2 separate regions of the Mus musculus genome follow, and region 2 is linked to region 1. The links are chromatin loops, found by intact Hi-C in ENCODE. Cell type or tissue: heart. All regions are shown on one strand. Each heading gives the region's core, and the rest is flanking DNA. Links, peaks and the distances in the headings are about the cores only.

Region 1 (8,110 bases), core at 1,377-6,376:
CTGTCAGGAAATGTTGACAGCTACTGTGTATCTGAAAAAGTCTTGACTTTGTCTGCAGTATCAAATTTATTTTGCAAAACAGAAATTTAACTTATTGTGGTATTTTCTTTTGATACTTTAAAAATATGTCCCTGCCATCTTCTCTTTTGCATTATCTCCAGTAAGAAGTCTGATGTCTTTCTTCTGTAAACTTTTGATCTGGATGCTTTTATTTTTTCTCTTTATCACTAGATTTAGAAGTTTGATTTTTTTTGAAGTTCGTTGATGCAGGTTTATTCTTATTTCTGACCGACAACCATGGAGTATCCTGCATCTATGGGTTTATTTGATTTTTATCAAAAATTGAAAATACAAAAACTCATTTCCTTAAATACTCTTGTATCCTGTATACTTAGATAATTTGGAGCTTCAAATCTGTTTTTCCATCCCGCCAGGATGTGTGCCACTGCTTATTGTTTGGTCTCTTTGTTTTATTTGGATAATTTAGATAAGTATCTTCAAACTACCCTCTTCTTCTGTAGTAGTTCATCTGTTTTTAATCCTACCAGGCCACTTATCTTGTACATTGATTGACATTACCTCTCTTTAGCCACATTTGTGTGTCTTTGTGGTCTGCTCGTCTGTATCAAACCTGTGAGACTTTCCTCTAGTTCCTTACTCTCATACTAGACAGGCAAAGTGATGGTTTTAATATCCCTCTGTCATTATAGGTTGCTTCCTATCCAGTTATAGTTTTCATTGTTCTCCCAAAACAGAAGGCTTCTTTTTCTATTTTATGTGTCTACTTTGGCTGAGGGGAAAGAGAGAGAGAGAGAGAGAGAGAGAGAGAGAGAGAGAGAGAGAGAGAGAGAAGGAAGGAAGGAAGGAAGGAAGGAAGGAAGGAAGGAAGGAAGGAAAGAAGGAAAACCTGTGTATCTCTGGCCAGCCAGATACCCACTATGAACACATAGAGATCCACCTGTGCCTTCCTCACAAGTGTTGAGGTTAAAGGTATATGCCACTATGCCAGGGGTGTGGTTGAAACAGCCCTAAATGACTTATGTTCCTTTATAATTCCCTGGCCTTGATAAGAGGCTACCATTTTCATAATTATAATCCATTAGGTGTCTGTAGGGAAAATGAAATTAGAGTCCCATATTAATTGAATTACTCAAGAGAGGAAATTACCCTTGGTGAGAGGATGTAGTCATGTGATCTTTTGAACTTTGGAGGTTAGTTGGTGTGGACAGGGAAGTCAGAGGAATCTGTTTCTGAATGTCTCAAAAAAGACAAGGAACTGAGTCCTTCCAAAAATCACATGACCTTCTAAAGGACCCTAAAGATCATATGGGACCACAACCCCAACTAACACCAAAAATCACATGACCTTCTAAAGGACCCTAAAGATCATATGGGATCACAACCCCAACTAACACCTTGATCTTATATCTACCCTGTAAGATCCTTAGAAGGAAAGAAAACTCACCCTTGTTTGGACTTTGGCCTACAGAACTATGGAATGATAATACCTATTCCTTTAAGCCACTATCTTAGACAGTTTGGGCTTCTGTAACAAAGTATCAGGGATTTGGGTGGGTCATAAGCTACACAAACTGATCTTTCCCCTAAGATCAGAAAGTCTTCATGGGTAAGATTTTGTGATGCTATCTTCTCACAATTTCCAATTATATTTGCACACAGTGGAATGGGAATGACAGAGTTCTGGGGTCCCTTTTATACAGGTATTAAATATTTTCGCAATCCAATTACCTACCAAAGATTCCTATGATGCTTAATATTGTCAACTGGACAGGATCCAGAATCACCCAGGAGCTACTACATCTCTGTGAGTGTCTGGGTGGCTCTTTCTAGACTGGGCTAATTGAGGTGAGAAGAACCACCCAACATGCAGGTGGCACTATTCCGTAAACTGAGGTCCTGTGCTGAATAACAAGGAGAAAGCAGCAGCTTTTGTTTCTCTGTAGATACAGTATGACCAGCTGCCTCATGGTCCTGCCACTAAGACACCATGACTTCTTTGTCATTGTGGGTTATAGCTTCAAACTGTGAGCCAAAACAAAACAAAACAAAACAATTCCTTAGGTTGCTTTAATCAGGTATTTTTCATACCAATGATGAAGTATTACAGTTCTACTTCCAAACACCATGACACTGAGGTTAGGATTTCAATATACAAGTTTTAAAGAAAAAAACCACCCAGTCCATACTAGCATAATTAAGCCACAACAGAAAGTGAATTCTCCTGGTAATAGTTTATTATAGGCCACATCTTGTCAACTGTCTTGTTTACATTCCTGAAAGTACTATTTTGCCCTTAGCATAGTTGAGTTCTTAGTGACAGTTTAATCCTTATTGATTGCTTGTAAGCTTTCTTAGGTAAAACCAGTGTAGTTTTTAGCCTAGGATGATGTTTTACCCATGACTACTGAGACAAGTATCTCCTGAATATATTATACTGTTCTCCAAAAGTAACGGAGCTTTCCACTCTGGCTGTTAGGAAGAGAGGTTTTTTTTTTTTTTTTCAGGCCGATTATGAGCTGTATACATTGAGTCCTGTGGTTGTCTCGCTAGTACTTTGCCCATCTTTTTAAAATTCCCTCCACCATGTGTACTTGCTGGTGCTCAATTAAAGACTCTACAAAGCTTTGTTGTGAGCAGAGTTCTCTCCTGTACGGCTCTTTCCTTCATGATACCTGTCTTGAAAGTCCCAGACTCTTCATTCTCTCAACTCTCTCAGCTTTGAGTCCTCAATTCAGACAGGCAGTAGGGGTCTGCCTGAAAACTCTCTAGGCAGTAGTAAGCTTGGGCAAGTGTACAGCTTACCTCATTCATTGCCATGCCCTTTATACTTGACCCTTGATATGAACCTGATATTCCTGTTCTTGACTTTCAGTTGTTTAAAAGAAGAGGATAAAGTAGGACTATGTTAATCCATATTGCCAAAACTGACAGTATTTCTTTGCATTATATTTTAGTCATTGCTCTATGGATGCATTATAAATCCTTAGTTTTTCAGTCTGCATGCATACATTTAATATTGTGTCACTCACATAAAATACAGAAACCTGAAGCCATCTGTTATGAACATTACCACCCCATTATTTCCATCATTATTATGTGTGTACTCCGTCTGCCTTTGTTATGTCATACAAGTATTACTATTAGTTTAGAGTCATTATTCACATAAAAGAATTAAGAGGTGATATCAAAGAAAAATATTCATTTGTACTGGCTTTTTAAAATGTTATTTATTCTTTTATGAGGCTATGACCATTGTCTAGTACCCCTTGTCTCCAGAGTGAGGAATACTTTCAGTCTTTTTCACCTGAAACATCTTTAGTTTTCTTCATCCTTAAAGGACATCTTCTCTTCACATAGAATCTGGGTTGATAGATTCCCTCATCGCTTTAAGGATTTTTTTAAAAACTTCTTGATGATTTTGTTTTGAGACAGTCACATGTCCTTATATAGCTAGGAATATGGCAGGCAAGGTTGGCCAGTTATAACCCATGTATCAAATCCCATCCAAGCCCTGTGCCATGCTACCAATCCACTGGCTGGGCTCCTTTTACTCCACCTGGTTAGAAACAGTGAGAGGCAGGGAAGAGCTCTTCAGTGCTAACAGCTTTCATTTCCCTCTGCATTTGATAACAGCAAGTAGAGGCAGCAGACAGGTTGGGGGCAGCAGCAGGTGACCTGTCTAGTGTTACAGGTCTAGTACAGGTCTTGGCTGCTAAAACTCTTAGCCCTCCAAGCATGACAGCTCTTGCTTAGCTCTGTATATAAGCATCTTTAGCTCTACAAATGTAATAACTCCTATGTAGATCTAGGTGGAGGATCCTCAGCCCTTGATAATAACTGGAAATACAGCTTCGAGGCTTAGGTACCCAGGCTTCCTCAGCCTTTGGCAGCGTCTGCTATTACAGCTTGCTGCAGTTGCCATCACAACTAGCACCACTGCCATGCTTCTCACTGCTGTCGAGGCTCCTGCTGTCCACTGACCGTCTTGCAGCTCCACCTCTCCATCAGCTATCCATGCAGCCTGACACCATAGAGCCTTTGAAGCTTTGCCTACTGACCACCTTTACCAAGTATCAAGGCCACTAGCTATTTCCATAGCTCTGCCTTGTTGACCTGCTGGTTGCCAAAGTCATACAGTTTCCATGGCTTCAGCCCTGAAACTATTCAAGCAGCCCGTGGTTCCCGTGATTCTCCCCCTTCACCTCCTTTGCTGCCATTAAAGCAGTTGGTTGGTTTCTCTCTGCCACTATCTTCCTGTCAACACCAACTCTGCAGCTGCTACTTGGCTGTCTCTGCTGGACCTGCTACTTTCTTCATGTTATCACCTCAGCCTGCTCTACTAAACGTAGGCCAGGGAAGACCACTCAAGAGAAGGTCTTTAGGGACTGGTTTGGAAAGGAAAGGGATCCACAGAAGTGGGAAGGAGACAAGAGGGGGTAATGGGGGGTAGCTATGATTTTTTTGAAAAGTGAATTATATGCATACATGAAAATACCCCAGTGGAACCCATATATGTATATATACTTTAATCTACACTAATAAAAACATTTTTAAGAGGGTACTTGAAAGCCTTTGCACTTTTTATTTACATATCTTGTTTCAATATCACGCCCAGTTCTATGACTTTAGACTGAGCCCAGTAGGCAGCGTACAGAGCTCCTACCATCCACACCAAGTGAGAACAGATGCACACCCCCTGGCAGAGCTGCATAGCGTTACATTTTCTTTTTTTTTTTTTTTTTTTTTTTTTTTTTTTTTTTTTTTTGATCTGGACATTCAGTTGATACATTTTTTTTAACATAACATTTTTTTAATTAGGTATTTTCCTCATTTACATTTTCAATGCTATCCCAAAGGTCCCCCATACCCACCCCCCCAATCCTCTACCCACCCACCCCCCCTTTTTGGCCCTGGCGTTCCCCTGTACTGGGGCATATAAAGTTTGCGTGTCCAATGGGCCTCTCTTTGCAGTGATGGCCGACTAGGCCATCTTTTGATACATATGCAGCTAAAGACAAGAGCTCCGGGGTACTGGTTAGTTCATATTGTTGTTCCACCTATAGGGTTGCAGTTCCCTATAGCTCCTTGGGTAATTTCTCTAGCTCCTCCATTAGGGGCCGTGTGACCCATCCAATAGCTGACTGTGATCATCCACTTCTGTGTTTGCTAGGCCCCGGCATAGTCTCACAAGAGAGAGCTAAAACATTTTTTAAAAGGAGCCATAACACTTATGTAGCCAAATACCCCACCCTGTACCTACACCTATATAAGAACTCTAACATTTGTACCTATTGAGACCCTATAGCTATTGGGTCTAATTTCATAACACCAGGGGAGGGGAGCATGAGAGTATTTCCCAGCCCTGTTCATCAAGTAAGCTGAATTGTATGCTTACATAGTCAAGGAAAGGTTTTTTTTTTCTTTTGTACCAATCACAGCGTAGCACTTATAACAGATCTCAGAGCAGGGAAGCACATCCCTGGTGGCAATGAGTAGGGGGATAGTTTCACATATCCTGGTGTAGGTAAGCACAATAGTGAGTGATTCAATTTGTCTGAAGTATGGGTGATATGTAGGAGGAGAGGGAAGGACTGTTATTTTTGATAGGACAATTTGAAGTATGAATGCCAGCTAGGCATCTAATGCTAGGATAAAACCGTTGGATTTTATTCGACTAAGAGGTGACTGTAAATGTTTTCTGAGCAGTCAGGTGACAGAAGTAAATAATGAGACATGACTACTATAATGGCCTTCCTTTAATATGCACCTTGCAAGTTTCCTGCAAAGGAAAATGCAGGATGTCTGGTAGGATGTGTATTTGAACTGACTACAAGCAGCTTTTATACCTATGGGTTCTACATCCATAGACCCAACCAAGTATGAATCAGAAATATTGAGGAAAAGATTGTGTCTGCCTGAATATATACAAGACATTTCATGAGAACTATTTATATAGTATTTGCATTTTAGGTATTATAAGTAATTACAAGATGATTCAAGATATTTCAGAAGGTGTAGGTAGGCTATATGCAAACACTATAGCATTTCATGTAAGGGATTTCGAGGCTATTGAGTTCAAGGCCAGTGTGACCTATGTAGCAAGACCCTGTTTCAAAACAGAAAGTAGAAATCATAAAGTAAAGAGCTAAGGATCTGTGGGCAGGCAATGAGTCTTAACAAATTATAAAGAAAAAGGAGGAATATGTAGCTAACTTGTCCCTAATTTCCAGTGATGACCTCTGAAGACCTGCCACGCTCCACCCTCAGACAAAACATTTATCTATCTGAGGTCACAACCTGACCCCATTGGGAAATGCAATAATTTTCCAGACCCAGCCACAGTCATGTGAGAGCATTAGGTCTATAAAGATGTAAGTAAAGGAGGTGTTACTATAGTGACTACCCAGCCCATGCTCCCTTGGGAGTGTATTCAGGAAGCTATTTCCAATATATAAGTAATTATTTAAATGAATTAAGAAATTTAACTGTTTACAGAAAGCAATATGAGAAATTAAAAGTCATAGGTTTTAAATAGTCTGCCTTAGCCATTCAATGACCAAGAAAAAAGAATCAATATAAGAAAATGAGGAGTTGGAGAGATGACTCGGTGGCTTAAAACACCTACTGCCCTCACACAGGACTGGGTTTGGGTGCTCAGCATCCCCACATGGAGTTTCACAGTCTTCTGTAACTACAGTCCCAAGAGAATCTTCTCACAACCTCCTGTAAGTACCATTCTAATGCCCTCTTCTGGCCTGTCAGTCTCCTGCACACATGTGGTACATATAAACTCATACAAGCACACAGATGTAAATAATATAGATTCAGGGCCATAAAGGTGCCATCTACTCTTGTAAAGGACTCAGGTTGATTCCCAACACCTATGCTGGGTGACTCACAGCTCTCTGTAACTCCGGCTCCAGGGAATCCAGTGCATCTGGCCTCTGCAGACATCTGCACTCATGTGCACATATATAGGCAAACACTTGTACACGTGATTAAATAAAATAAATATCTTAGTTCTAATAAATCTTTTTAAAAAGGACTTTGTTACCTTTCTAGCAAGGAATTTTGGAGATAGTCTCATATTAAACTTAATTCCAATAGCGTTTGCATTGACAGGCTATCATCAACTCTCAAGCTCTCTATAAATATTTTTTCTTATAAATAGAAATTACTTCCATCACCAGACTGAAGGCACCAAATGCAGCTGATTGCTTTATACCACAAGACTGGTTCATTCAACACCTACCATCTACTGCTGTGACCTAATTCCTCTGTCTCTCAGAGGAATTAGGCTCAGAGATACAGGAGATGATTCTATCAGCTGATGCTCTACACACATAACTGCAAACAAAGTCTGCCCCTCCTACTTTATAGCCATCTATTTTAAACTTACTAATCAGGCCTCCCATCAGCTATACAGCAATGTAAGAGACACATACAGACGCACGGTATCAATCATTGTTGTCTGACCTGGACCAATACCTCACCACATTATTCAATACATACATAAAATTTGGAAAAAAAATCACTGTAACCAGGCTGTCTCTGTTCCGTAGGCTGCAAAATAAAGGGATTTGTCCTGATATTTCTGGCTCTTGGTATAGAAGGTTCCCTCTGTTATGGATCCCTAGAGGAGGACAAGGAGGGGCAGGGCAGGGACTCCTTGCTGAATTTTGATGTGAGTCTTCCAGGCACACTTGGCAGGATCTCGCTGCTGAGTGTACAAAGTTGAACACACAGACATCAGAAGACTTCCCTTCGGATGCTGCGGAGGGTTGGCTTTCTCAATAGAATGGAAGATATTTAGAGAAAACAAACCAAACTGAAGTTCTCGATCATTTCTTGCCATATATAAGTATTGAACATTTATGAAAGAAAATTTCCAGGAAAAATATGTAAGTCGTAAATATGGATCAGAGTTGCCTCTTTAAAAAAGTACAAACTTCTAACTAGTCAAAAGAACAAAGGCTGTGGGGAACCACACTAGATCTGCAGATCCTACCAGCATGAGTTACCTGACTCCAAGAGAAGACCGGGTGTTTCATAGAAGGCACGAGAGGCAGCAGCAGCTACAGCCAGGAAC
Region 2 (7,136 bases), core at 1,284-6,283, 51 kb before region 1:
AGGCCATTGGAGAAGGTATAGCCTCAGCTGTAGTTGATGGCCCAGGACTGAAGGGGTCATGCAAAGGATTTGAGGCTTGGCACCATGAAGAGAGCCTATGAGAGGCTATTGGTGAAGCCTAGTTGGAGTGGAACACCCCAGTGTATTCGAGATGTCAGTACCATGGAATGATCACCAAGAACAGCAGCCGTAGGGGAGTGGATCAACCTGAGCTTAGAGTGCTACAGAGGGCAGAGCTGGAGAAGCAATGCCAGTCCTTAGGAGAAGCCCAAAAGATCAAGTGGGATCCCAGACACTGAAGTAAGAAGCTGTAACATTGAAATTGCCTTGGAGACTCAGAGCCATGGGATACATGCTGAGGAAAGCTGCTAACAGAGAGTGGAACCAGCCCAGGAGAAAGCAGTTTGTTGTAGTCAACAAAGATGAAAAAGGAGTGGAGATCTGAAGACTGCTTTGACATCAGCCATGGAGATTGAGAGTTTGGAGTTTGCCCAGCTGTTTTCCTGCCTTGCTTTGGCGATTACAGTTAATTAGTTGGATGAATTTCAAAAGAGACCTTGAACTTTGGACTTTAAAATTGTTGAGACTGCTATAGATTATAAGGACTTTGAAAGTTGGACTAAATGCATTTGCATTATGCTATGTTTAAGTATGGTCCCCATAGACTCATGTTTTTTTAACACATCTATTAGGGCCAGGGAGTGGAATGTGATGATTTGTATATTCTTGGACCAGGGAGTGGCACCATCTGGAGGTGTGGCCTTGATGGAATAGGTGTGACCTGGTTGGAATAGGTGTGTCACGATGGGTGTGGGCTTAAGACTCTCACCCCAGTTGCCTGGAAATCAGTCTTCCACTAGCAGCCTTTGGATGAAGACATAGAACTCTCAACTCTGCCTGCGCCATGACAGCCTGGATGCTGCCATGCTCCCACCTTGATCATAATGGACTGAACCTCTGAACTTAAACGCCAGCCCCAATTAAATGTTGTTTTTTTATAAGACTTGCCTTGGTCATGGTTTCTGTTCACAGCAGTAAAACACTAACTAAGACAATGGGCCAGTCTCTCTGAAATATACAGAAGGTAGTGATTCCCTGCATTGGTTCATGGAACTTCTTAGGTTGCTTTGCCCATGGCTCACTGACTTGTGTTTCACTGGTCTCATATGGAAGGGCAGAGTGTTGCCAACACTGAAAAAGATCACATTCTTGGAATGTAGTGTCTATGGCCTAGAATTCAGGAGAATTTGTACAAGACATATTTTTCTAAAGTTATGTTACAAAATTGTGAACAGTACATTTAACATGACCAGAAAAGAAGTCATTTTTTCTTCACCTTAAGATTAAGATTGTTTGCTGAGACTCAGTGAAGCATAGCGAGAACCACTGGGAGTCAGGCATGGTGCAATTCTGTGATGTAACTGATATTGTGTTCATGGTAAATAGAGCCCAGTGGATCATATTGCTTCAGTCTAAGTAGGTTCCCAATAAACACAGCACAGCTTTGTGGGTAATAGCAGTCACACTACCTCTCACAGAGGGGGGTGTGAAATCAGACAAAAAGGGCACGGTCCTGGAACAGATCAGGAAGTGGCAGTTCCTGGAAACAATGAAGAATCATCAGTGTGTTATGGGGAAAGATACATTGCCTTATTCATTATTTAAGTCTTAATGAATACATACTACACTAGCCATGGACCTGTGTATCTTCTGAATGTTTTTAGAAAAACAAAATGTTTCTCAAGGTAGGAAACATGGTAACATATTTGCCTATAGCTCACATGTTGGAGAAGGATCTCTAGAGCAGTGATTGCACCTTCCTCATGCCATGATCCTTTACCATTCCTCACGTGGTGGTGACCTCCAACCATTAAATTTTCATTGTCATTTCATAACTGTAAATTTGCTACTGTTGTAAACCATAATGCAAACGTTTAATATATGGGATATCTGATATGTGACCCCTGTGAAAGGATTGTTCTACCTCCAAAGGGGTCATGACTCACAGGTTGAAAACCACTGCTCTAGGGCTTCCAGACAGCTAGAAGGAAAGTTTCTCAAAACCCACCTCCAAAGTGACACGCCTACTCCGACAAGGCCACATCTACTCCAACTGGGCCACACCTCCTAATAGTGCAACTCTTGTGAACCATAACAGAAATGTTTGATATGTGGGATATCTGATAAATGACCCCTGTTAAAAGATAATTCTACCTCCAAAGGGGTTGTGATCCACAGATTGAGAACCACTGCTCTAGGGCCAAGGGTGTTATGGGACTTTGCTGACCCAGTTTTCTCCCTTTCCACTATCACTGAACAACCTCATCACCAATAACCTCTTCAGAACAGCAGCAACAATCTTGTTATGCCCCCAGGATCATCACCATAGCGACTCAGGAATCCTCATCATCCCAATTCACACAGACAACACTGCTCTGCATGTTCTCTGGTCTGGTCTTGTGTCATTTACGGTTTCAACTCTCAAACCTGTGTCTTCTGGTCCAGATCTGCTATGATTAGCATAAGTATTCTTGGATACAGGATCCTTCCAGTGTCTGTCTGTGCTGGGAGCTGATCCCGTGCCATGATGCCCAGAACTGATCCTGTACCAAAGCTCTCCATACTTAAAAACCACCAGTAGAGAGCTGTTTTCCAAGGAGTGCCAACACACCTGTCAGCACAGGAGGGACAAGCTATAGTCAGAGACAGCAAGACCAGTCAGAGGGAGTAAGACCAGCTAACACCAGAGATAACCAGATGGGAAGAGGCAAAGGCAAGGACATATAAGCAACAGAAACGAAGGCTACTTGGCATCATCAGAACCCAGTTCTGCCACAATAGCAAGCCCTGGATACCCCAACACACCAGAAAAGCAAGACTCTGATTTAAAATTACAGTTCATAATGATTATAGAGAACTTTAAGAATGTCACAAATAACTCCCTTAGAGAAATACAGGAGAACACAGGTAAACAGGTAGAAGCCCTTAAAGAAGAAACACAAAAATTCCTTAAAGAATTACAGGAAAACTCTATCAAGCAGGTGATGGAATTGAACAAAACCATCCAGGATCTAAAAATGGAAAGAAAACCATAAAGAAATCATAAAGGGAGACAACCCTGGAGATAGAAAACCTAGGAAAGAGATCAAGAGTCATAGATGCAAGCATCACCAACAGAATATAAGAGATAGAAGAAAGAATCTCAGGTGAAAACGATACCATAGAAAACATTGACACAACAGTCAAAGAAAATGCAAAATGCAAAAAGCTCCTAACCTAAAACATCCAGGAAATCCAGGACACAATGAGAAGACCAAACCAAAGGATAATATGTATAGAAGAGAGAGAAGATTCCCAACTTAGAGGGCTAGTAAATATCTTCAACAAAATTATAGAAGAAAACTTCCCTAACCTAAAGAAGGTGATGCCCATAAACATACAAGAAGCCTATGGAATTGCAAATAGGTTAAACCAGAAAACAAATAAATCCCTCCCATCACATAATAGCCAAAATACCAAATGCACAAAACAAAGAAAGAATATCAAAAGTAATAAGGAAAAAGGGTCAAGTAAAATATAAAGGCAAACCTATCAGAATCACACCAGACTTCTCACCAGAGACTATGAAAGCTAGAAGATCCTGGGCAGATCTCATACAGACCCTAAGAGTCTGAGTCTACAGACCCTAAATGCCAGCCCAGGCATGGTACTCTACCTAGCAAAACTCTTAGTTACCATAGATGGAGAAAGCAAGATATTTCATGACAAAAACAAATTTACACAATATCTTTCCACAAATCCAGGCCTACAAAGAATAATATGGAAAACGCCAACACAAAGAGGGAAACTATACCCTAGAAAATGCAAGAAAGTAATCTTCTTTCAACAAACACAAAAGAAGATAGCCACACAAACATAATAATAACATCACAAATAACAGGAAGCAACAATCACTATTCCTTAATATCTCTTAACATCAATGGACTCAACTTCCCAATAAAAAGACATAGGCAAATAGTCTGGATACATAACAGGGCCCAGCATATTGTTGCATACAGGAAACACATGTCAGTGTCAAAGAAAGACTCACAGTAAAGGGCTGGAAAACAAATTTCCAAGCAAATGGTTCCAAGAAACAAGATGGAGAAGCCATTCTAATATCGAATAAAATCAACTTTCAACGTAAAGTTATCAAAAAGGATGAGGAAGGACACTTCCATACTCATCAAAGAAAAAATCTACCAAGATTAATCAATATTCTTCAAATTATTTCACAAAATAGAAAAAGAAGGAACACTACCAAATTTGTTCTATGAAGTCATAGTTAGGCTGATACCAAAACCACATAATGACACAAGAAAGAAAGAGAACTTTCAGACCAATTTCCCTTATGAATATCAATGCAAAAATACTCAAAATTCTCGCAAACCAAATACAAGAACACATAGAAATGATCATTCACCAAAATCAAGTAGACTTCATCCAGAGATGCAGGGATGGTTCAATATACAGAAATCCATCTATGTACACTACATTAAAAAAACTGCATAATCGTTTCACTAGATGCTGCAAATGCATTTGAGAAAATACAGCATAGCTTCATGTTAAAACTTGGAAAGTTCAGGAATTCAAGGCCCATACCTAAACATAATAAAAGCAATATACAGCAAACCAGTAGCCAACATCAAACTAAATGGGGAGAAACTTGAAGCAATCCCACAAAAGTCAGAGACTATACAAGGCTGCCCACTTTTTCTCTACCTATTCAATTTAGTACTTGAAGTTCTAGCTAGAGCAATTAGACAAAAAAGGAGGTCAAATGAATATAAATTGGAAAGGAAGAAGTCAAAATATCACTATTTACAGATGATAGTATATATAAGTGATCCCCAAAACTCCACCAGAGAACTCCGACAGCTGATAAACAACTTCAGCAAAGTAGCTGGATATAAAATTAACTCAAACAAATCAGTAGCCTTCCTCTACTCAAAGGATAAATAGACTGAAAAAGAAATTAGGGAAATGACACCCTTCACAATCGTCCCAAACAATATAAAATATCTTGGTGTGACTCTAACCAAGCAAGTGAAAAATTTGTATGATAAGAACTTCAAGTCTCTGAAGAAAGAAATCAAAGAAGACCTCAGAAAATGGAAAGATCTCCCATGCTCTTGATTGGCAGGATTAATACAGTAAAAATGGCCATCGTGATGAAAGCAATCTATAGATTCAATGCATTTCCCATCAAAATTCCAACTCAATTTTTCAATGACTTAGAAAGAGCAATTCTCAAATTCATTTAAAAATAACAAAAAAACAAGGATAGCGAAAACTATTCTCAACAATAAAAGAACTTCTGGGGGAATCACCATCCCTGACCTCAAGATGTACTACAGAACAATAGTGATAAAACTGGCATGGTATTGGTACAATGACAGGCAGGTACATTGATGGAATAAAATTGAAGACCTAGAAATGAACCCACACACTTATGGTCACTTGATTTTTGACAAAGGAGATAAAACCATCCAGTGGGGGGGGGGGGGGGCAAAGACAGCATTTTCGACAAATGATGCTGGTTCAACTGGCAGTTAGCATGTAGAAGAATGCAAATTGATCCATTCTTATCTCCCGGTACAAAGCTCAAGTCCATGTGGATCAAGGACCTCCACATAAAACTGATACACTGAAACTAATAGAAAAGAAAGTGAGGAAGAGCCTTGAGCACATGGGCACAGGGGAAAGTTTCCTGAACAGTACACCAATGGCTTGTACTATAAGATCAAGAATTAACAAATGGGACCTCATAAAATTTCAAAGCTTCCTTCTATAAGGCAAAGGACGCTGTCAATAAGACAAAAAGGCCACCAACAGATTGGGAAAAGATCTTTACCAATTCTACATCTGATGAGGGCTAATATCCAGTATACAAAGAACTTAAGAAGAACCAAGTAACCCTATTAAAAAATGGGCTACAGAGCTAAACAGAGAATTCTCAACTGAGAAAATTTGAGTGGCCGAGAAGCACATAAAGTAATGTTTAACATCTTTAGTCATCAGGGAAATGCAAATCAAGACAACCCTGAGATTCTACCTCACACCAGTCAGAATGGCTAAGATAAAAAACTCAGGTGACAGCAGATGCTGGCGAGGATGTTGAGAAAGAGAAACATTCCTCCATTGCTGGTGGGATGGCAAGCTGGTACAACCACTCTAGATATCAGTCTGGTGGTTCCTCAGAAAATTGGACATAGTACTACCTGAGAACCCAGCAATAGCACTCCTGGGCATATACCCAGAAGATGTTCCAACATGTAATAAGGACACATGCTCCACTATGTTCATAGCAGCCTTATTTATAATAGCCAGGAGCTGGAAAGAACCCAGATGTCCCTCAACAGAGGAATGGATACAGAAACTGTGGTACATTTACACAATGGAGTACTACTCAGCTATTAAAAACAATGAATTCATGAAATTCAAAGGCAAATGGAGAGAACTAGAAAATATCACTCTGAGTGAGGTAGCCCAATCACAAAAGAACACACTCACTGATAAGTGGATATAAGGCAATAAGCTTGGAATACCCAAGATTCAACTCACAGACCATATGTAATGCAGAAGAAGGAAGACCAAACTGTAGATGCTTCAGTGCTTCTTATGAGGGGGAACAAAATACTCACAAGAGGAAATACGAAGACAACATATGGAACAGAGACCGAGAGAAAAACCATCCAGAGACTTTCCCACCTGGGGATCCATCCTATATACCAAACCTATATACTATATACCAAACCTAGATACTATTGTGGATGCAGGGAAGTGCTTTCTGACAGAAGCCTAATATGGCTGTCTCCTGAAAGGCTCTTCCATAGCCTGACAAATACAGAGGCAGATGCTTGCAGCCAACCGTTGGACTGGGAGTAGGGTCCCCGATGGAGGAGTTGGAGAAAGGACTGAAGGAGCTGAGGGGTTTACAGCCCCATGAAGGGAGCAACAGTGTAAACTGGCCAGACCCCCTGGAGCTCCCAGGGACTGGATCACCAAACAAAGAGTACACATGGAGGGACCCATGGCTCTGTCCTCATATGTCACAGGGGATGGCCTTGTTGTACATCAGTGGGAGGAGAGGCCCT

The links. Hi-C counts contacts between places; a loop is a spot of excess contacts. Peaks named below come from ENCODE experiments on the same cell type or tissue, not always from the same donor. Only the 100,000 strongest peaks of a DNase experiment are listed, where the experiment ranks them.
Region 2: it touches region 1 in a loop (2.1-fold over the local background); 2 of 42 quality-filtered maps call a loop at or near these places.

The regions. Positions count from the first base shown.
Region 1 is chr12:32,785,015-32,793,124 of GRCm38, forward strand. No RefSeq gene overlaps it. Among named protein-coding and RNA genes, the nearest start is that of Nampt, 31 kb to the right of the region's middle. In heart, for the core only: no CTCF peak of the experiment used is centred there; a DNase peak (open chromatin) is centred at 4,277; H3K27me3 peaks cover 293 bases.
Region 2 is chr12:32,733,926-32,741,061 of GRCm38, forward strand. All of the region lies in intron 1 of Gm40376 (predicted gene, 40376), which reads left to right. Among named protein-coding and RNA genes, the nearest start is that of Gm40376, 13 kb to the left of the region's middle. In heart, for the core only: no CTCF peak of the experiment used is centred there; no DNase peak of the experiment used is centred there.